Regions from separate parts of the Homo sapiens genome. Here region 1 is linked to region 2. A link is an interaction called in ENCODE POLR2A ChIA-PET data of the cell type or tissue named here. Cell type or tissue: MCF 10A. All regions are shown on one strand. Each heading gives the region's core, and the rest is flanking DNA. Links, peaks and the distances in the headings are about the cores only. Region 1 has its middle 14 kb from the start of MIR802. Region 2 has its middle 83 kb from the start of MIR802.

Evidence for each region. Peaks named below come from ENCODE experiments on the same cell type or tissue, not always from the same donor. Only the 100,000 strongest peaks of a DNase experiment are listed, where the experiment ranks them.
Region 1: POLR2A ChIA-PET joins it to region 2 with 6 read pairs; 2 of 35 experiments call an interaction of 5 or more read pairs at or near these places.

The regions. Positions count from the first base shown.
Region 1 is chr21:35,700,672-35,712,298 of GRCh38, forward strand. No RefSeq gene overlaps it. Among named protein-coding and RNA genes, the nearest start is that of MIR802, 14 kb to the right of the region's middle. In MCF 10A, for the core only: no CTCF peak of the experiment used is centred there; no DNase peak of the experiment used is centred there.
Region 2 is chr21:35,631,971-35,643,597 of GRCh38, forward strand. No RefSeq gene overlaps it. Among named protein-coding and RNA genes, the nearest start is that of MIR802, 83 kb to the right of the region's middle. RefSeq lists an enhancer at 2,008-3,207. In MCF 10A, for the core only: no CTCF peak of the experiment used is centred there; a DNase peak (open chromatin) is centred at 5,651.

The DNA of each region.
Region 1 (11,627 bases), core at 4,306-8,305, 69 kb after region 2:
ATCCGCCCGACTCGGCCTCCCAAAGTCCTGGGATTACAGGCATGAGCCACCGCACCTGGCCCCTGATGTTCTTTTCTTCCTTTCTTCACTCAGCACTCTGTGTTTAAGGTCTAGTCATTCTGATGTGTGCACGCCTACTTTGGTTTCTGCATATTTTTTCTTGATTTATGAAACTTTCCCCACAGCAACAAACACCTCAGATTCAGTCAACTCCAGCACAGGCACTTCTGCAATAGATATTCTTTTGCATGTTGTGTTATGGACCCCTATGAGAATCTCTCTGATATTTATCACCTGGACTGGAACTTAAGAGACATACCTGCTCAACCTAAGGCTTGTTTCTTGCCTTTAAACATGGTTCATAAGTCTTCACTTCTATCCACAATGCTTGAAAGTTGCAGTTTTCCCAAATCCACACCCATGCACACACACATATATAAACAGCCCCGTGAGAGACACAGAGTGCATTGCCCGGGTGCCACTTCAAGGAAGGACTTGCTGCCCAGCTGCAGGGAGTGTGGTCAACAGGCGGCCTCCAGCTGTTAGCAACTGAAGGGTCTGCCTTGACTGCACAACACGTAGTCTTTAACCTCCTGGAGTTGATTATCTGACCAATGCCAAATACAGATTGGCCCGAGGTTTCACCCCTCCCAGGGCAGCTTGCTGCTGGGGGTATAATGGCCAGCTATTTCAGCCAGGTGCCCGCAACCCTGAAGAGCAACCTCCACTCCAACTCCTTTTGGGTTGAGTGAGACTTTGTCCTGCTACATCACATCTCTACTTCTCCTGCCAGTCTTGCATCCTCCCCACTCTCTTCTCAGCTCATTCCAAATAAACACCTTAAGCCAAACCTTGATTCAGTGTCGGCTCAGTTTGTGCTCTGGGAGAGCCCAGGCTACAATAGCACTGCTCAACTTCTTAATTTTGCCAATCCACTGTGCAGAAAATGGCATCTCATTGTATTAATTTTCATTTCACTGCTTCCTAATAATTTGGAACACTTATTAATATAAATGTTGGTTGTTCAGTGATCCCTTCCTCTGAATTTATTTGTTATAGCCATTTTCTTAGATTTTGTGGCATTTTCTTAATATGCCTTGATTCCTTGATCATCCTATATAAGTTTTTTTGTTTTGTTTTGTTTTGTTTTGAGATGGAGTCTCGCTCTGTCGCCCAGGCTGAAGAGCAGTGGCGCAATCTCGGCTCACCGCAAGCTCTGCCTGCCGGGTTCACGTCATTCTCCTGCCTCAGCCTCTCGAGTAGCTGGGACTACAGGTGCCCACCACCATGCCCGGCTTTTTTTTTTTTTTTTTTTTTTTTTGTATTTTTAGTAGAGACGGGGTTTCACCGTGTTAGACAGGATGGTCTCAGTCTCCTGAACTCGTAATCCACCTGCCTCGGCCTCCTAAAGTGCTGCGATTACAGGCGTGAGCCACCGCGCCCAGCCTCTATAGGTATCTTTTATACACATATACTGAGTGACGTGATTACAACAGTCAAGCAAATTAACACTATATAAGACTTCCTGGTTTAAGAAGTTGCAAATATCTTCTCCCAACATACAGGCTATTAACTTTGTCTATGTGAGGTCTAACAATGAATCAAAATTCTTAGCTTTGATGTGATAAAATCTACCAGGCTTTTATTTTTTTTTGTAATATTGAAGTCTTTTTCTCTTTTTTGAGATGGAGTTTTGCTCTGTCACCCAGGCTGGAACGGAGTGGCAAGATCTCAGATCACTACAACCTCCACCTCCTGAGTTCAAGCGATTCTCCTGCCCCAGCCTCTTCAGTAGCTGGGACTACAGGCGCATGCTGCCATGCCCGGCTAATTTTTGTATTTTTAGTAGAGACGGGGTTTCACTATGTTGGCCAGGTTTGTCTCGAACTCCTGACCTCATGATCTGCCCGCCTCGGCCACCCAAAGTGCCGGGATTACAGGGGCCTAATATTGAAGTTTTCTATAATTATTCTCTTACCCCTAACTCGCGAAGATATTCTACATTTTTTCTATTACCTTTATAGTACTATATTTTATATTTAGGTTTTTAATTTATCTGGAGCTCAGCCTTGTATATGGTAGTGAACACAACTGGGATGCAGTTTTATTTACATTCATATGGAGAGGAAGTTTTCTTAGTAGAAATAAAGGAAAAAATAGTGATACCACCAAATGGGGAGGGGAGAGGTAGGCAAGGGGAATAACAACTACCGGCAGAGGCATATTATTTAAAGATAGGGAGTTAACCACCAGAAGTAACTAATAACAGCAAAAACAGAAGCGGTTAAAGGCAAAGGCCTCCAGGGATGGAGGAAGGTCGGAAGTTAGGGAAAGGGGAAGGCAGAGGCTGGAACATCCTTGTTTCTCTTGTATTACCTCAGTAATTTTTTATTATTCTTACTTAAGTTAAACTTTTAAAAAATCACACTTGTTATGAATCCTTCCCAAGAGATCTCTGATTTCCTGAGTCAGAGAATCATCCAAGTCCCACTTATTCCCCACCCATCCATTACATGCACTCCTTTTCGAATGACTCCCCAAATACATACAACAGCATAGACACACTTTATGACACCTCAGGGATGGGAATCAGCCCAACTGAGATAGAGAGTGAGCGGAGGGTCCCCAGCGGGTGATGAAGCCACAAGGCCAGTGGAGATAGGGTTTGCAAAGAGTCTGTGGGTCCCTTTCATTTTCCCACAGCAGATGTGTTCTTGCTGAAAAGGGAAGGGCATAGCCCTGAGTTATTCTGCAGTAAGGTATCTGTCTGTGAGTATACACCACTCTCATCTTCCCCCTAAAGATAGTTTAAAATAGCCCTGTCTACTGTCCAGCAAGTTCAAATTACCCAGAGCCACCGTATACAATTGTATAGGTTCTAGATGTGAAGGCTCTAAAAATGCCCTAAAGCTGTGTTTCTGGATGAGGCATCATTGTGCTTTGCAAACAGCACTGGACTGGGAATCAGGGAGATGCATTTTGTCCACTAGCTTTGACCATGAACCAGTCCTCCACCTCTACGAGCTTCAATTTCCTCTAAGAAAATGGGTTACCAGATAGTAGTTTCTAATACCCCATCCCATTTTAACCACCTATGATTCAAACTATGATTATATTCCTGGAGAATCTCATGGTACCAAAATATTTCAGAAACATGTTTTGAATCCAACAAGTATATTCCACTGAAATTGATGACAAGGCAAAAATCTTTATTTGCGCATTCAATTGTCCTTTTAAAATATGTCCTTTAAATGCATTAATTGGTTAGTAAATAACTGAAATAATTTCACAGTCTAATAAGTGCACATTAGAATCCAACACAGCTTCTGAGTGTTCTACTTAAGAAAAGATGAAACCTTAACATTTTTATGATTCTTAGACATTTATAATATTGCCAGTTCATTAGATGAATATATTGCCATACTTCATGACTGTTCAAAGTTTTGTTATCAGCCCAAATATTTGACATTCTGGAAAGTGAGAGACATCTCTGTGGGCTAACCTTCCTTCTTGTGTTCACACAGCATTTCATCAGACCTATATAAAAAAATCAGCACGGCATTGTGGTTTATGCCTATAACCCCAGCAATTTGGGAGGCCGAGATGAGAGCATCGTTTGAGGCCAGGAGTTTGAGACCAGCCTGGACAACGTAACAAGACCCTGTCTCTACAAAAAAAAAAAATTTAAAATTCAGCCTGGCATGGTGGCATACACCTTTAGTCCTAGCTACTTGTGAGGCTGAGGTGGGAGATCACTTGAGCCCACAAGTCTGAGACTGCAATGAGCTATGATTGTGCACTCCAACCTGTGCAACACAGAGAGAACCTATAAGAAAAAAAGAAAAAAGGAAGAAATAGGACATGAAGGAATGAAGGAAGGAAGGAAGAGAGAGAGAGAGAGAGAGAGAAAGAAAGAAAGAAAGAAAGAAAGAAAGAAAGGAGGGAGGGAGGGAAGGAAAAGAAAGAAAGGAAGGAAAGAAGGGAGGGAGGGAGAGAAAGAAGAAAGAAAAAGAAAGGAATGAAAGAAAGAGAAAGGGAACGAAAGAAAGGAAAAAGAGATAGAAAAGAGAGACAGAGACAGAGAGGAAGGAAAGAAAGAAGGAAGAAAGGGAGGGAAAAGAAAAGCAAAGAAGGAGAAAAGAGAAGGAAGGAAGAAAGGAAGGAAGGAAGGAAGAAAGGGAAAAGGGAAAGGATGGAGGGAAGGAAGGGAGGGAGGGAAAGAAAGAGAAAAGAGAAGGAAAGAGAGAGAGACAGACAGAAAAGAAAAGAAAAAAGAAAGAAAGAGAAAGAAAGAAAGGAAGAAAGGAAGGAAGGAAGGGGGAGGGAGGGAGGGAAGAAGGAAGGAAAGAAGGAAGGAAAAGAAAGAGAAAGGAAAGAAGGAGGGAAGGAAGGAAGGGAGGGAGGGAAAGAAAGAGAAAGAAGAAAGAGACAGAAAGAGACAGAGACAGAGAGAGGAAGGAAGAAGGAAGGCAGGAAGGAAGGATGGAGAAAGAAGGAAGGAAGGAAGGAAAGAAGGAAGGGGGAGGGAAGAAGGAGAAAAGGAAGGAAGAAAGGGGAAGAAAGGAAGGAAGGAAAGGAGGGAGGGTGGGAAAAGAAAAGAAAAAAGAAAAGGAAGGAAGGAAGAAGAGAAAGAAAGAAATAAAAGAAATCTTCCATATTTCCTATAGTGTAAGCCAGGTAACAGCTTCCCTAAGCCCTTCTAATCATTTGTCAAATGCACCTGGAAAAATCCCACACCTTGATGACTGAATTTTCCATTCCTGGCTAAAGAAAGTCAGGAGAGCCAATGTTTGTTTTTTCTACTGTTTGTAGAAAAAAAAAGTGTATGGTTTTTTCTACCCCGCAATGCTCCCTGTTATGGGATGTGGTTGGTGTCCCAGTGTACATTTGAACAAATGATTGGTTATTTTATATGTATCAGTATATTATACTTTTTCTAAAAAAAAGGAGAACACTACAATATGAATTACTGAACATATCTAATTAAGCAATCTACCAGCTGTTGGACATTTAGGTCATTCCAGCTTTTCCTTTCTGAACAACCTAACGATGAGAGAACCAAAAGCTTAATTCAAATACAGTCAGAAGGAAAATTCTTTCAGTTGAAGGAATGAACATTTTACCCCACCATAATATGTAACAAATTTTAGTTCCATAGCAAAAATAGAAAATTGGAGTTCTTTGCTGATGATGGGAAAGAACAAAAAGACAACATCCCCTTGTGGTTCAGAGTGAGACTGAAACCTGCAAAGGGAAGGAGAATCCCCTAAAAATGGGTGCAGGAATCCCTACCCTCTCTTTCTCTCCTCTTGTTCATTCCCCTTCTTGGCCTCCTCTGCCTAAGCCAGAGTCAGGGACTTGTGTGTTCCCCACAGAGACTTGCACCAGGCTACCATCTGGCCCTGGCCCTGGCCCAGTGGGCACTAATTATCCTCAGTCAGCAGATCTGGCATCTCCATCTTGACATGTGTCCCCTCAGTCCCTGTGTGGTAATTAATGATGTGGACCACACTTTTCTTCTGAAATTGCGCCCTCCTCTTCTGGCTTCTAGGAGAACTCTTTCTAAGACCATTCTCTGTTCTTCCCATCACCAAATGCTGCTCTTCACCACAGTGCTTTCCCTGACTTTCTTGACAGCTTTTCCAGGCGAAATTCCATCTTTCATAGGGCCAAACCTTAGCCACGTGATGATGACTCCAACTGAATTCTCTATAGAGTTCCAGGACAAAATTTTCAGTTTCTAATTGTATCTTCTCCATCTTGCATTTTAAAAATTTAAAGACATTAATTTCCATCCTGATTCCACTAAAAAGAAAAAAAATTGATCCCTTTGCCAAGTTCTTTCAATTAATGTTACCATATTATCCCATTCATTTGGGTTTGAAATCTCATAGCCATCTTTAACTCTTCTTTATTCCTGTATCTAATCAGCCACCATCTCCTTTCAGTTCTATTTCCCCAAAAGGATCACATTTTGATTACTTGAGGCTGAATTAAACATGGTTGAGGCTGAGCAGTGAGTTGGGACCCCTTTACCTTTCCAGCTAAGAGCATTTGTTAGCCAACTGTCAAGTGGAGAAGCAAGAACTCCGCAAGCAGAAGAGCTGCGTTTGATGTAAGCAGGGAAGAGAGATCAGAACTGTTTGGCCTCCCTTTCTCAGCCTCCTGCCTCCACCCCAAGTCACATATACTCCCAAGACCTGACCCATTCCCAAAATGAATGATCAGCATTCGTCCACTAACCAGAAGCATGTCCCAGCTCTCTTCTGTGTCCCACCATTAGAAAATCAAAAGCTGACTGTAGCTTTGATTTAGTTGCAATTAGGAATTAGTATCTTCTTCTTCACTACCAATTTCTCCCAGTTAATGGAATATGAATGGTAATTCCAGAATCTTTTATCTCCTTTCTGACTACCATAGCCCCTATTCAAATCTTCAGCATCTCACATCTAGATGACTGCAGAAGTAGCCTACTGGTCTTCTCTGCTTAGAGTCACATTCCAATTCAGCTCCCACCTTGCATTATTCTAATATACACCCTTGATCATATTGTGTCTCGATCAAAAGCTTCAATGGTCAAGTACTGAACATTGCTTATATATCACTGACATTGCTAGTATTCCTGCTATAACAAGTTCTCCCTTATTCAGAATCCATTTAAAATGTAGTGCAAAACACACACAAAGTGACAGTAACCTAAGTGCCCACCAATAAGGAATTGTTAAATAAATTCTAGTACATCCATGACATGAGATAATAGCATGTCGTCCATCATATGGAATAATAGGAAGTCATTTGAAAGAACGAGATGATGGCAGCCGGGCACAGTAGTTCATGCCTGTAATCCCAGCACTTTGGGAGACCAAGGTGGGCAGATCACGAGGTCGGCAGATTGAGACCATTCTGGCTAACCCGGTGAAACCCTGTCTCTACTAAAAATACAAAAAATTAGCCTGGTGTGGTGGCGGGTGCCTGTAGTCCCAGCTACTTGGGAGGCTGAGGCAGGAGGATCTTTTGAACCTGGGAGGTGGAGGTTGCAGTGAGCTGAGATCGTGCCACTGCACTCCAGCCTGGGTGACAGAGCAAAACTCCATTTCAAAAAAAAAAAAAGAATGAGATGATGGCATACAAATAAATCTACCACATATATTCTTTGTTTTTATGTTTTATAGGCAAACAAACATTTAGGAAGAACACACATCAAACAGTTATAAACCGTAGCCACCTGAGGAGTGAGATTAAGGGGAAAAGAGGGCTTCTGTGTTTATTTTGTGATTGTTTTGTAAGCGTCTGTGTTCTTAAAATATGTTACAGCATACGCAGGTATTATTTTTAAATATCTAAAGCCAATAAAGGTTTATAAACGCATTTGTCATCTAAGAGCTTCATTTAGAAATTATCACTATATTTTTATTTGAGGTACATTAACATATGTGTATGTATAAACCTAAGATTTAATAATATAATGTACTCACTAGACTGTGTTCATTAAAGGCAGAGTTGGTATAGTCAATTTGCTTTTTTATTTTCCCAGAATGTGTCTCAGAATTTATATAGTGCCTGGCATATTAGAAGAGACGTGTGTGTGTGTGTGTGTGTGTGTGTGTGTGTGTGTGTGTGAGTGAGATTTGCTACAAATTTCTCTAACTTCATAGAATATGATGGAACATGTACTGTGATTCTAGAATCATTTCTCTATTGCTATACACAAACCATATATATGACAGTTTTGCATATTTGCAAATGCAAATATATACACAACCAAATGGGAGAATGATCTGCATATTGTCATTGTGCTGACAAACCTGTCTTGATCACTGCTACGGTGACTCCAAATCACTGAGTGCTTCGAAAAGGACAAGAGGAATTCCATACGGAATAGGCAATTAGGTTTTGGAACAATGTGCACAGGCTGGTGTTAACTGGTTCCCGTGAGTCAGGGCCATTCCATTTTGGGGATTAAACACATCAGCAGAATGCCCCTTTCTCTGCAGCTGACAAGGGGGAGTTCCACCCCATACACTGAGGGAGAGGGTCCCCAGAATCTTCCGGGGAGTGAGGAAACAAATTCCAACCCCCAAACAACCTGATTGGAAAGGGAGTGTTTTTATATACACATGTCTCCGAAATCCGGCCAGCAAATGATAAACATCAGCTGGTGTTTAGCTAAATGTTAAAAATCTTATTGAGGCAAAAGCAATGCTAGAAAGGAACAACAACGAAAAAAGCCAGCTCAGCCTCTGCCCCACGGCCTCGATTTCTCTCCCAAATCCCAGGTAGCTGAGAGGTGGAAAGTCTAGAAACAGAATCGAACACGTCTAATCTCTTTTACAACAATGTTCTTATTTTAACCCATGTCATCAGGGGAAATGGCTGAAAATAGTGACAAATACAACATCAATAAACATAATAATAATTGATTTCCCAGAGATGAAAAATTTGAAATTATTGGCCATTTCCCCCTAGAGCATTGGTTGATTAATTTAATGTTCATCTTAGTCTTTCAAAGACATCCTCTTATGTTGATCTGCTTTGCCAGACTTTGTGATGGGTTTTGCGGTTTAGGGCCCAGTGGTTAAAGTATATTGCACAGTTCTGCAGTTTTAAAGAGAATTCTGATAGTTTAAGGATGACTGCAGCCAACAACAGCAACAACAAAAGTTAAGACACATCAAGCAATTAAATTTCCAGAGATTGGAACTGGAGTTTTTCATACAGGATATAAGTTCAGTGGCTGTACTACTCAGTTTTTCTAGCTTAAGTATCCAAGAAACAGATTTTGAGAGGTACAACCTCTATTCCCCCAGAGCACCCAACTTTCACTTAATTCAGAATCTCAACACAGAGCAAGGTGAATTTCAAGTAACTATTTTCCTTCCTCTCTCCCTTCTTTCTTTCCCTTTTCCCCTTCCTTTCTTTCTTACTCATGTTTCTCCCCTACCCTCTCTCTTCCTCATTTCCTTCTTCCTTTCTTTCTTCCTTCTCATCTTTAAACCACTTCAAAGTTTGATGTTTGTATTTATCCTGAGAGACAAGTGAAATAAGCATTATTATCCTTTTTTTACAGATAAATGAAGTGAGACACAGAGGTTCAGTGACTTTCTCAGACTTTCTTGTGACTGAATAAACAGCCCAGGGAAAGAAGTTTTGAACCTCCTGAGTTCCAGGTTAGCACTTTTTCTTTTCATTTTTTATTATACTTTAAGTTCTGGGGTACATATGCAGAATGTGCAGTTTATTACAGGTACACACGTGCCATGGTGGTTCACTGCACCCATCAACCCGTCACCTACATTAGGAATTTCTCCTAATGCAATCCCTCCCCTAGCCCCCCACCCCCCAACACACCCCAGTGTGTGATGTTCCCCTCCCTGTGTCCATGGGTTCTCATTGTTCAATTTCCACTTATGCATAAGAATATGTGGTGTTTGGTTTTCTGTTTTTGTGTTAGTTTGCTGAGAATGAGGGTTTCCGGTTTCATCCATGTCCCTGCAAAGGACATGAACTCATCCTTTTTTATGGCTGCATGGTATTCCATGGTGGATATGTGCCACATTTTCTTTATCTAGTCTATCATTGATGGACACTTGGGTTGGTTCCAAGTCTTTCGTTAGTACTTTTTCTACAAGTAGCTGGTCCCAGAGCATGTCAGGGAGAACTCCAGCCAATCCCATCAATCACAGCTCCGTCCATCAACCCTGTGAGCACAGACTGACTCTTGCATGGAGTCAGCATCTGGGTGTGCAGAGGCACCTTCACTTCTTGTCCCTTCCCAAATGCCACATCACTAGAAGTATCTACTTTATCATTTTGAACATGTAAGAGTAAACCTGCTTCCACATTCTTAGGAACTAGGAATGCATCAGACCTCTTTATCAGACCTCATCTGCACAGGTGAGCCTAAACCCCTTGTTTTGGAAATGTTTGATATGGCTCCTGGCACTGGGTGCCTGGTCCCTTCCCTTTAGGGTTTCCCTTACTTTTCCTGGGACCATTGCTATGCAGTGTAATTTCTCCTGTCTTCAGCCCCTAAGACACTCGGCCTAGTATCCTTGTCCCCATAAGTCTACCGGAGGATGGTGATTTCCACTGTCTCAAATGCATGCACTTTGACCTCACACTCATTTTTCTGCACCATCTCAGGGTCCCTACCATTGTACCCAGGAGGTATAAAAAACCTTCTGTGAAGACATATGTAGCCTTCAATTAAAGCATTTGTAATTATTTCCCAGGACAGTTATTCATCTACAAACTCATCGTCAGTGGATTTACCTAAGGAAAGCAAACAACAAGAGGTAAATCAGGGACTTTCATGAATGCAAACAGTCTTCCCTGTGACATCTTGCACAGAATAACTCTCCCTAAACAAGGGTCAAGGTGAGATGGCAGCACTGTTAAGTCATTAAAGGCCAAGCTTCCTAGGTCATGTCAGTATCACGCATCAATAAAGGACTCTGGTAAGTAAATGAAGCCATTTCTCTAAGGAATAAAAAAAAATCATCACTTTTAAATGCTTAAGAATGCATTTTGTCAACACTTTTTGATTAAGATACAGCTTTCTGAAACATATGAGAAATAAAGTAAAGAAAATCTCTTCCTTTCCTTTCCAAAATTCTGCCTTCCAGAGCAGTTGAGGCAGAGTGATGCTGGGAATATAAGAAACTCACAGAAACAGTGGGGAGGGCAGAGCTGGGGAATCGAGTTAGAGCAGCAGACACAGCCTGTGTCACTGAGCCATGGTTCCCTGCACAGGCCCCATTTATAACCTGGTCTTTAACTTTGTTTATCTTTGTGGACATTCGCAGAAGCATCTTACTTTCCAGAAGCTGGGGCCCTATAATCATTATCTGTCTTTGGAGAAAATGGGATTATGTGCATTTAATTGCTCTTCTCAGAAAGTCGATGTTGTAATAGATCACTCTTCACTGACCCTCTTCTCCAGGTGGGGCTTCTGGGTTTTCACATTTTTCCCTTGGCCTTGGTGTTGTAAAAAAAAAAAAAAAAAAACAGTAAAGGTGGGCTTCTTGGTACCAAACCTCAACCACAAGCAGAAAGGAAGTGGAGAAGGCTTACCATCTTCTTTAGTGTCTGAGATTGAAAACCCCCAGCTGTCCTAAGAATGAACACCTGTTTATGGAAGTGAATGCAAATTGTGGAGGTTTCCAACCTGTGTGCATCTGCCAGGGCCACCACAACAAAGTACCACAGACTGGGCAGCCCGAACCACAGATGTTCATTTCTCACCGTCCCAGAGGCTGGAAGTGTGAGATCCAGGTGTTGGCAAGGTTAGCTCCTTGTGAGGCTGTGTGGGAAGGCTCTGTTCCAGGCCTCTGTCCTGGGCTTGTAGATGCCATCCTCTCCCTGTGTTTTCACACTGTCTTCCCTCTGTGCATGTCTGTCTCTGTGTCCAAATTTCCCCTTTTACCTTTTAGTGAGGACACCAATCACTAGGTTAGGGCTCACCCTATAGACATCCTTTTAACTTGATGACCTCTGTAAATATCCTATTTCTAAATAAGGTTACATTTTGAGGTACTAGGAATTAGGCCTTCCAATGTGTGAATTTGACAGGGAATCATTCAACCCGCAACACAGCTCAATTAAATTATCCCAGGTTTCAGACAGAG
Region 2 (11,627 bases), core at 3,761-7,760:
TCAAGAAATAATTTTTTATTTCTTTTTTGTAAATAATAACTGGGTTTTGTATTTACTTTTTTGTTGCTGGTATCTAATAATGCAAGAATTATAGATTTGAGATTTCTCTCAAGAGAAAATCCAGACCTCTTTCCTTCTAAGAAAATTGTTATCTGCTACAGCATTTTAAATCTGCATTGATTATATCACAGCCATCATAAAGTGTTTCTACTTGCTCATAATAGCCCCCATAAACTTTAAGTTTCAAATAAGAAATGATGTGGTTTTGTAAAAAATCTAATCATGCTTTTTGGCAGATGTGTATCTCGAGATAAATGCTAAGTTGATTTCACGATTTTTAAAACACTCCCCAATATTAATATCATCTATGAGTATAATCTTATTAGCAATTAGCTTTTAAACTGTTTGTTCTTTGAAGGTAACATTTGCAAATCATTTGAAGAAATTCATCAAATGACTCCCCACTGTTGGATTTGGCAAAAATGGAGTTTAAAGTTGAGGGAAGGGGCAAGGAATGCAGGATCTAGGGATCTCGCCAATTTGGGAACCAAAAACCAAAAGAGAAATTCAAGAAGGAGGTGCCAAGGCATATCCTGAGTCCTGGATCCTGAATCAGGGAGCCAGTTGGTGTTGAGAACCCAATGGAGCATTCTGTCCTGGAAACCAGACATGGAATACAGCTGAGAATGAGGTTTGCTTGGGGGATTTTAAGAAAAGGAACACACTTTTGTTCCCTGGTGATGTCCAGTCCTGCACCCTCTCCCTTCTGCTGGGCAAGAGCCACCCCGATTGTATCTTCTAAAAGAGTGCTGTGCAGCGAAACTTTCCATCATGGTGGGAATGATCTATATCTGTGCTGTCCAATGAGGAGCCCCGAGCCACCTGTGGCTCAACTTGGAACATGGCTTGTGCAACTGAGAAACTGAATTGAAGGCCGTCTTGGCCACTGAAGGAGCCCCATTCCCACAGAGCAGGAAGGCTGCCCTGGTCAAACATGCTATTGCCTTTAGGATGCAGGGGAGCCTTTGAATAGCTTCTTTCAGTTCTCTTGCCTGGTTTCTAGCTGTGCTGGATCGGGGGGAGGCTGTGGCCTCCTGATCACTATGACATCCTAAACAACATTACCAGGCTTTACCTCACCACAAACACCTCAACATTCTAGAAGAGCAATGACCACCAGTGCTGGAACCAATAGCCATATGTAGCTATTTAACTTTAAATTTAAATAAATTAAATTTAAATAAAATTAAAAATTCAATTTCTCAGTTGCACAAGCCATATTTCAAGTTGAGCCACAGGTGGCTCGGGGCTCCGCATTGGACAGCACAGATACAGACCATTTCCGCCATAATGGAATGTTTCCCTGCACAGCACTCTTGTAGAAGGTACCTGGTCTAGCAGATGCTGAGTGGGCCTAGTTTTCTCCTTTTCTAAGACACAGAAACATAGAGGGTCTGACTTAAAGAACCCCCACGGAAGAGGCCTAAGTGCTGTTAGCATTTAATTAATTAATTAAAATTTGCCTTCAGCCTCCTGTAAGACAGACCCCCTGACTGTGGTCAGCAGTCGCACGCAGACTTTGTCATTTTGCTTACTGACCACACATTCTCATGGATCAATTCTAAATTGGATTATTGTTAGTTTTAAAAGCGCCTGAGCAGCAGAAAGCAGCCACGATGGCAGGCCAAGGGGAGATTGATAGCAGAATAAACAGGGAAAGTGACAAGATCCGAGGCTGAATTGATCACTGTCAGCGCGTCCGTGGTCAGCTGTCTGCCCTTTAGTGCCCAAAGTAAACATCAGAATAATGTTTAGACAAACACATTTGATTTTTGAGGTAATGGGTATGTCAACTAATGACAAACCTTAGAAAGGCCAAAGGGATATCCATTTTTCAGACTTTTTCAACCATTAATCGTTGATTTTGGTAGCAGTGCACTTCTAGGCAGAGCATAGAGGGAACTCTGGCGTGGGTGGGGACCAGGACAAACCTCCCTAGGATTCACCTGACCATCAACATTTTCCTCTATAATAAAATTTTGTTGGAAGCAGAGAGTTCATTCTTTAAAAATGGAAGCTTCACTGGATGCAGAATTTCAGTTGTCTAAAGAAAATCTGCAACAATCTTCTCAATCCTTCAAAGGGACATGGTCCATTAGCACCCACTAGAATTACATGGACCTTGCCTGTTACCAAAAACAAAACAAAGCATGGAAAATTGCTTTATCAGCAGCAGTTTACCATTGAGGAACTTATGCTACTGTTCCAAAAATAAGATATCGTTGGTGAATCACGGGTACCCAAAATTACAATTTGGGTACAATTTATCATTGGCGGGGTCATTTTTAATGCGATTTTTTTTTCTTTACACTACCATCCATTAACTGTGACTTGGGAGGCCAATCAGGATTGATGGCAACTATACTGAGAGCTCCAAAATTAACATGGTTTTTCTGATCGTGTAAGGCATTTTTCTTTTGCCCGCAGAGATGTGGCAGATGAAACCAGACGGGAATGGAATGTGGTCTAGAAATCGGCTTGCCTCTAGAAGGAGCTGAGTAGTACAACTCTGCTTCCCACAGAATATCATGGTGTGCGGGCATTTGCTTTGTTCATATCATAATCAATCAATCTGTTTAAATAATGCCACTTAGCAAAATGCTGGGACTCTCTAAAGTTCCTCAAGCACAGAAATGCACCCTGGAAGTCAGAGAAATGTGAAGAATGTATTTGGGTTGTACCTGTAAAACATGTGTAGCATGTACACCCCTCAGAGAAAATAGCATGATGGGAGAGAAAGCACAAAAACATATGGACGGCTGTTTCCTTAGCTGTGTACAATCCCAGCAAACTTACTGCGGAAGGTGGGTACGTAGGAAATAAGTGTACATTTGAATACATTTGCAGGGTGGGTGGTGTCGGCTCAGGCTGCCATAACAAAACACCCTAGACTGCATGGCGTAAACAACAGACAGTTATTTTCTCAGTTTTGGAGGCTGAAAGTCCAAGATTGAGGTGCCAGCACTGCTGAGTTTGAGTTCTAGTGAGGGCTGTCTTCCTAGCTTGTAAACAGATATTTACTTGACGTAGGGGAAAGGAGAGAGTGAGATCTCTCTAAAGTCTCCTCTTCTAAAGGCACTAATTCCATCATGAAGCCCCCACCTTCATGACCTCAATCTAAACCTTTGACTTTCCAAAGACCCCATCTCCAAATACCATCACATTGGGAGTCAGGTCTTCAGCACATGAATTGACAGTCAGAGGGACACAGTTCGGCCCATATTGGGAGGCACGTGGTTATCAGTTTTTGGAGGTGGTTGTTACTGATGTTCACCAATTTCCAGTTCTTGTCTATTTCTGGTGAAGTGCTGGTTACATGTCTTCACTCCCTTGAAATTCAGCTTGGCTATGTGATTAGTCATGGTTCATGAAATATGAGGTGTGTCACTTTTGGCATTTCATGACTGTTACTCAGCTCTCCTCCCATGTCTTCCCCTGTTAGCAAGCCCCAAAGCCCCTTGGGGAGGTCATGATGTCATAAAATGACAATCTAGTTACTATTGCTTCAAAAGAACTAAATGGCGTAAAATAATCATTGACTTATGCTCATGGAAGATGGGGATCTGTAGATAAATCAGGGTCTGTGAGTCCTGAGTCAGCAGTAGAATATGCTGCAATTAAAAACTTGATGTAAGAATATTATTTGGCCAAAAAGAAAAGGAAGGTGTACTGATCCATGCCACAGCATGGATGAATGTTGAGAACATTATGCTAAGTGAAAGAAGACAGGCCCAGAAGGTCACATATTGTATGATTCTGTTTATATGAAATAACCAGAATAGACAAACCTATAGAGACAGAAAACAGATTAGGGATTGCCAGAAGATGGAGGGATGGGGAACAGGAAATGATTGATTAAAAAATATGGGGTTTCTGTTTGGGATGATGAAAAAGTTCTGGAACTACATAGTGGTGATTATTCCACATTATACATGGACTTAATGTTACTGAATTTTATATGCTACAATGGTTAAAATGGTAAATTTTACCTCAAAAATAAAACTAATACGATATCCAAACATATTACAGAAAAATAGCATACAAAATCAAAGAACTAACTTCCTCCTTACACTCAGAATTTAAGGCCCTTACTGGATTACTGGGTGGAGTGTGGATCTGTCATATTAAAAATGACTGACTGAGAAATTAAAGAGCAATAGAAATAATAAGAAGCCTAGAAAGAGATGCTGTGCCAAAAAGTGACTAGATGTAGAGTGATTAACACTGGACAAGATGCAGCAATAATATTCAAGGATAGGAGGGTTTATCTAAGATTGTTTGACCTACCCATAGAGGTTCTATTAGGATAATGACAAAATAGTGTTTCTGCATAATTCCCTACCATAATTCATTTAGGCAAAAAAGTCCTATCCCAGAACCACTGGGGTGCTTAATGCCAACTTTTAATAAACTTGGTAGATAGAAATCCATTTTCATTATCTTCCCAAATTTCAATGTGTGGTGAAATTTGAATCTTTGTGCAATATCTTCCCCACAAATAGGGAAAGCTGACGGTTTTGCCATTTAGAAGACAGAGCATGAATTGGTGCCTATCGGAGAAGGAAGGTAAAAGATGCCTTTATCTAAGTAGATGGCTTATGTTATGATGATGTCCATTCCAGTTACTATTACTGCAAAAAAAACTGAACGGCATAAAATAACCATTGACTTATGCTCACAGAAAACAGGGACCTACTATGGCAGGTTGTCAGCCAGAACCAATGAGCAGAGTGGCAGCTGCGACCTGAGAGGTAATTCTCTGAATGAGAAAAGCCCTTTATTTGGGAGGAAAACTACATTGATAAGGTCAACTAACAAGCTACAGCCAGAATGCATAGCTAAGATGACCCAGAGAGTAAGGGAAAGGCCCAGACAGGTACAGTCAGGCTCACTTCCTAGTTAAAGTTGATATTTAGCATCCTAAGAATGTATTTTGTTTAGGTGTTTCTAAGGTAGTCATTTTGAAATTCGTAGACTAGCAGGCAGTAATAATTTCATAAACCAAACTGCCCAAATCCAATGATGAATATCTCATGCACAGTGGCAGCATCTCGGAGTGAGGGCAGACTTGGAGGAAGGACTGGAAAAATTCCATCTGGACCACTAGCCTTAAGCATAAAAATATAATAAATGATTCGGAAATGACTTTCACAGATAGACACATGTTGCCCTATGAGCGTCTTCAGGAATCTTCTTCAGAGAGGGCTTATTGTACACCATGGGTTAGAATTGCAAATCAGCATCTAAAGAGGGAGAAAGGGGTAAATTTAAAAAGCAGATTTCCACAGAGAGACACAAAGGAAGTCAAACAACAGGGAGAAAGAAACAAAAATGGGAAGCGAGAAAGTGGGATCAAAGGAGGGATCAAAGGAGATGAAAACGAGAAAGATGCCAAGAGAGAAAGACTCACTTCATCCTTTGAAATGTTCTGCTGCCCAATGGAGTAATGGGAGATTCTGTCATAGGTGGACACCTAAGAGGAAAGGAGGGAGGACGTGGTTGCCTTTTCATTTTGTCCTGCCCCTTGGCTTGTTCTTTCTGATCCAACACAGCGGAGTCTGCTTGTTCATTGGCCAAATGTCAACAAGTCACCATAAAGGGCTGCCAAGGAAAATGACCAGGAACACACAGCATGCCTGAGTCACTCATCTAATCTGCCCCATTGATATAAATTGCACAAAAGGACACTCTGTCATCATGAAAGGAGAAAGATGTGTACTTGGATTATCTTGAGCTTGACCCACTTACCAAGGACTTGGGAAACCAGGAGACCAGCCAAGTCTCCATCTCCCCCAGCCCCAGGGTGTATCATTTATACCTCCATCCACTCACCTATATCTGAATGTCCAAATATTCTGCAAACCTTTATAAATAATAGAACTGTGTGGAATGCAGTTTATACTCTCAAGAAGAGAGGAGGTATTTTTGTTGTTGTTGTTGTTGTTTGTTTGTTTGGCTGTTTCCACGTGTTTTCAGGTCTGCAACACTCTTCAGAACAAAATCAGTACTTTCTCTATAATGTGACTAGGAACCTGTCTTTTCCCCAGGTCTCCTGCAAAATTTCTAGCACCTTCCTCACACAAGTTGCAGGAAGCATAGAGCTTTGAAATTATAATGATGGAAAAGGAAATGGAAAGAAAGGCCCAACTTTTAGTCTTCTGGGACTCCAGATCATATTTATGCGTTCAAAATAGTAACTTTCTCCTAGAAAAGGGGGATGTGCCACCATTCTACACACTGGGTGGACCATTTCCTAGCTGGTGCTGCATTTGCTACAAGCCCACAGGGCCCTGGCAGAAACCCCCTCTGATTTCTACCACTGTCCTTTTTAAATGCAGCAACAGCCAAAATCTACACTCTCCCTGCATTGCATCTGTTTCATTTGCATCCCAGGTTTCTGCAATAAAGCAAACCCCCAATTTATTAATTTTTTTGAAAAGATAACGTAAGTCTAAGAAGGTTACCAAGTGTCTTCAGCTAACCAAAAATTTAAAGACCAGCAAGGATTTAGAATTCCCTATACTAGACCCCTGATCAGTAATCAGGTGGCGTATTGTTTGTTTGTCCATTTGTTTGTTTGTTTTCCAGGCATATTATGATGTGAGGTTCTTTAGCTACATATGTGCATCTCCTTAAGTGGTCTCAGTGATTTCCAGTTTTGCAGGATATACCTGGAGCTAGAATGATGCAAACAAAAATTTTAGATTTAAAAAAATATTTTAAATATAAAAAATTAAAAATAAACCCTAAATTCAGAATTTTCCAAGAGCTAAATGCTCTGAGGGCCAGTCCCAGCTACTTTCCAGCTGTGTGAGCTGAGGCCAGTTACCTAAATTTCCCGTGCATCAGTTTCCTGCATTGACAAACCTCTGGTAAGGATTTCTGCCCTACATAGCTCACAATACCAAAATGAGAAAATGGGAAAGTGCTAAGAATTATAAAGCATTCAAATATGAGGTCTTATGACTGCTAACACAGACTTCTGCCCACAATAATCACTAGAAGACGTACGGGTTATGTATGTTCAAGTCACCTATAAAGTAACAAATCAGCAACTTCCTATCCAATCCACTACATAGCTTCCTCCCATAACCTAACCATGTGTGTGCTAATAGCCTACCTACAAATGGATTTCTCTCTATGACATTCAACACCCATTAATATTTATGCAGCTGTGTCCAGGTTAAAAAATAAGTCAAGCCAAGGTAAGAGGCATTTTTTAAAAAATTATTTTATAAGTTAAACAGTAAAATTGACTTTTTTCCCTTTTGGTGTAGAGTTCTATATATTTTAACACAGCTGTAGGTTGGTATAACCACCACCACAATCAGGATACAGAACAGTTCCATCACCCTAAAAAAATTCCCTATGACTCTTCCTTTATAGTTCCACTCTTTCCCCTGCCCCAGCTCCAAAAACCATTGATCTGTTCTCTAGATCTATTCTGATATTTTCAAAATAGGTCAGATAAATTGAATTATACAGTATACAGCCTTTTGAACCTGCCTTTTTCCATTCAGCATAATGCCTTTGAAAATCATCCAAGTTATCACATGTATCATCTGTTCTTGTTTATTGCTGAATAGTATTCCATGGTATGGATATACCAGTTTGTTTAATCATTCAATTGTTGAAGGACATCTGGTTTATTTCTAGATCTTGGTAATTTTAAACACAACAGCTATAAACATTTATGTATCAGTTGTTGTGTCATCATAAGTTTTCGTTACTCCAGGATAAACCCCAAGAGTGGGATTGCTATTAAACAGTGACTTGTAAATATCAACATCACATTAAACATCCAGATTTTATTCAAGTCATCCTCATAATATAAGAGACTGATATCACTATTAATCAATGCTCAAAAACTAATATGCCCTAACCCCTTTGAAAATTTGAGTTGTTTCATCTACAGCCATACCACTCTGAACACACCCCATCTCATCTGAAAATTTGAGTTGTTTTGATATATTTTGTGGTATTTGATTTTTTTGTGGTATTACTATTTTGCATAAATGTTAATGAAAAATATCATTTTAACAATTGTAAAAACATTGCAGTGATGCTTTCAAGAGTTCTTCCTATTGACTTAGAAATACTCATTCAATTTCCCAAAATAAAGTAAAATTTAAAATCTAAGTAGAAAGGAACCACCACATCAGAGTCTGAGTTAACACAAACTTGCTCTGGCATAATTGAAAAATCACTATGCTAAACTTTGTAAAGAATACACCACCATTCCCCCACCCCCCATGAAGTACACCCTAGAGTGTTTGAAGATTATATTATGAGTGGCCCAAATGCCTGTGTTTGGCATTTGTTAAACAATCCTAGAGGAGCTGCCATCCTTGGGGTTCTGTGGGTTCATCCATGGCTGACACCTCTCATCCTGAATCCCTTGGGTCTCACAGGCCCTGGAACAATCTATATTCTCCCGGTTGAAGATGACAGCATGTCAGTGTACTTAAAATTCAATTTCATTCTTCCTAATCTATGCACCATTATGCAGGTCTTTGAAATAGTCTCCAAAGAAGGTAAGTCTATATTGATTCCATTCCCTTACATAGCAACTGGTGTGTAGCAACCCATAGTATAATATGAGGGGGAGAAAATATTGATTCTGGGAAACTTAATATTATTAAAAGACAGTTGTATTAAATCTCTTTCCTGGATTTAGCTGAGCACTTTTTTTTTCATTTTTCCATTTTCAAAAAAATCAATGAAGCTAATACTCTTGTTAGTTTTAGAGTTTCTACGACAGCAGTTTCATGTCACCATAGAACCTACGGGAGGTTTGTAGGCTCAGCACTCAAGGCTTGGAGTCCTCTGCTGACTGATGAGCATAACATTTCTCTCTTCAGTTATTCCGGCCACTCAGAGCGGGCAAGTAGTATTTAAATTTTATTTTCCATGGTATCTGTTTTCCTTGGTGTGTAAAAGTCTCAAGATATGGCTTAGCCTTAGTTATAAACGCCTAAGTGCATGTGATGAAGCTCATTACACACATGCAATTTTCAGTTTGAGAGAAGTCTAAAGAAATAAAATCAACGTGGGGTGGGGGGAGGTTTTTTTGATGGAAAACACCTGCCAGTTGAAAATCCCAGAATCTGCTATTTAAGATTGTAAGTCACATTTTCTTTTTTGAGGACCATCCAAACTTGAGGTATTTTTTTCTTTCTTTCTTTTTTTTTTAACAAAAAAAGGAACAGCTGCTTCTGATTTGTGACAAGATTAAAGCATTTTGGAATCTCTCTCCAGATATCTAATTTCTGATAGAATGTCTGTTGTGTCATTATCAAATATAACAAGACTGTAACATGGCTCCAGAGTCAATGAACCAAACACTGGAATCTTCTTCTAATTATATAATATAAAACTACTTATAATTCTGATGCCATGAATTTGGAATTCATGATTAAGATGGGTTAGGCTTTTGCTAAGCAAGTGTTTTCTTCATAGATACTGCAAACCATATTTTAAAAATAAGATGGCAAGAATAATGCTGAAAATATGTGAAAAACAAACTATTTCCAAATCCCTGAAAGAATCTAGAAGCCACAATTAGCATGAAAATATTTGTGGTGCTTTTAATGGTTATTTTATATCTCTGTCTCTGGCTTCTCTGGAGAGTGGTGCTCTCAGCTGCCAGGAGAACAACTAAGACCACCTGGATATTCCAGACCCCATAAATGCATATGCTCCAGACTGGATTTGATTTTTGTACTCCTGCTAATTGTTCCTGCTGTTTTCCCATTTTCCCATCTTCACTGCCATCTACAAGAGAAATTCAAAAAGCGACCAAAGATCGTTGGCTTGGTGGACACAGCTTAGGAAATTTCAGTCTAATTTGCCTCCTCTCCCCTAGAATCCAGCATGCTGCCTCCTCCTTGCTCGCCTGGACCATGGCAACGGCCTCCTGAAGGGCTTCCAACCAGTATCTCTTCCCCAACCTCTGCAATCAGAGGGAGCCTCCAGAAAAAAAAAAAAAGGTGTCAAATGATATGGAAAACCACCATGGGCTTGACACCGCCTGTTGGATAAAACAGTCATCAGCACTGAGTACCCCAGCGAGGCTTTACATGGAGAGATGAGGAAGAAGAGCCCAGGCAGGCAGCAAAGAAGAAATACCTACGTCATACTTGGGTCATGGTAAGAAGACCAAATTGGCTCGAAAAGGGATTTTTTATAAGTGATGGTTATAGAAGATAACTTCAAAGAGGTGAAGGGGGTCCAGATCAGTGAAGACTTGAAAGGCTCAGCCTGAGACTTTCTGACTTTATCCCTCATGCCATGGGGAGCCATAGAATGTTCATAAGCAGAAGAGGCAGATAAAAGCACAGTCCAGTTGGAATCACCAATCACTCCCCCAATAGCACACACACCATTGAATGTCATTAGGCTACTAATTATTTTTCCTAGTGACCACCCCCATTGTCTTTCACTAAGAAAAAACAATTTATTGACAAGTAATTCTTTAGGTGCTTCCCTTTCACACACTTTCAATTTTTAAGTAACACTTTATACTGGCCTAACAAACATAAATGACATTCTAGAGATTTACAATATATTAGTATAATATTAGTGTACGATTTAACGTGTTGGCTCTTTCTCCAGAGATGGAAAAAAAGCATAATACATCATCAGATTAAATATTAACATATTAATGAAAAGACTTCATTTCTCTGAACCAAAGAAAACGAAAACAATGATGAAGAATGCATTAATGAGGGTTTTAAGCATAAATGACAGAAATTTTAATGCCACTTCCAAATATGCTAACTTACTTAAAATTAGAATAAAATGTATCAATACTTACAGATTATCAGAGTCACCTTCTATCCTGACCAGTATGTCACAAGCCCCTAAGCTGACCAGTTGTCACTTCCAAGATATCTCTAAAGCAGCTCAAATTTACCATGGCCAAAGCTGAATGCATTATTATCTTCCCCAAATCTTCTCAGTCTCCGTTAAGGGAGTAAGTGTCCACCTGTTCCCCTAAGCTAGAAATGTCATAATCCTCCCTGTCTCCTTTTTCTCTCCCTAAACCCCTGCATTGGTTCCCTAATACTCATCACTTTTATCTCCAAAATGTCTGTCTGAATCAGGCTCACTCAGCATTCTCACCATCAATGCCTTACCATCAATCAACCTCCCAAAAGATTTCAGTTGCCTCCTAAACAGTCTCTTACCAATACTCCAACAGCCAGCTGGTCTCTTCTAATCTGAACATTCCTGGAATCCCCTTTCCCCCTCCTCCACCGGACAAACCTCTCTTACCCTTCCAGCCTGAACTCCAATGTCACTTCCCTTGCATTCTCATCATCTACCACTTCCTTCCCAAAAGAATGAACAGTTTCCTCCTCTACATTCCCTCTCCTATGTGTTCTTTCTTGATTACAACACTCATCCCATTTCTACTATGACTCAATGCTTAAGAATCTGTGTCCTTGGCTGGGCTTGGTGGTTCACACCTGTAATCCTAGCACTTTAAGAGGCCAAGGCGGGCGGATCACAAGGTCAGGAGTTCGAGAACAGCCTGGCCAACATGGTGAAATCCCATCTCTACT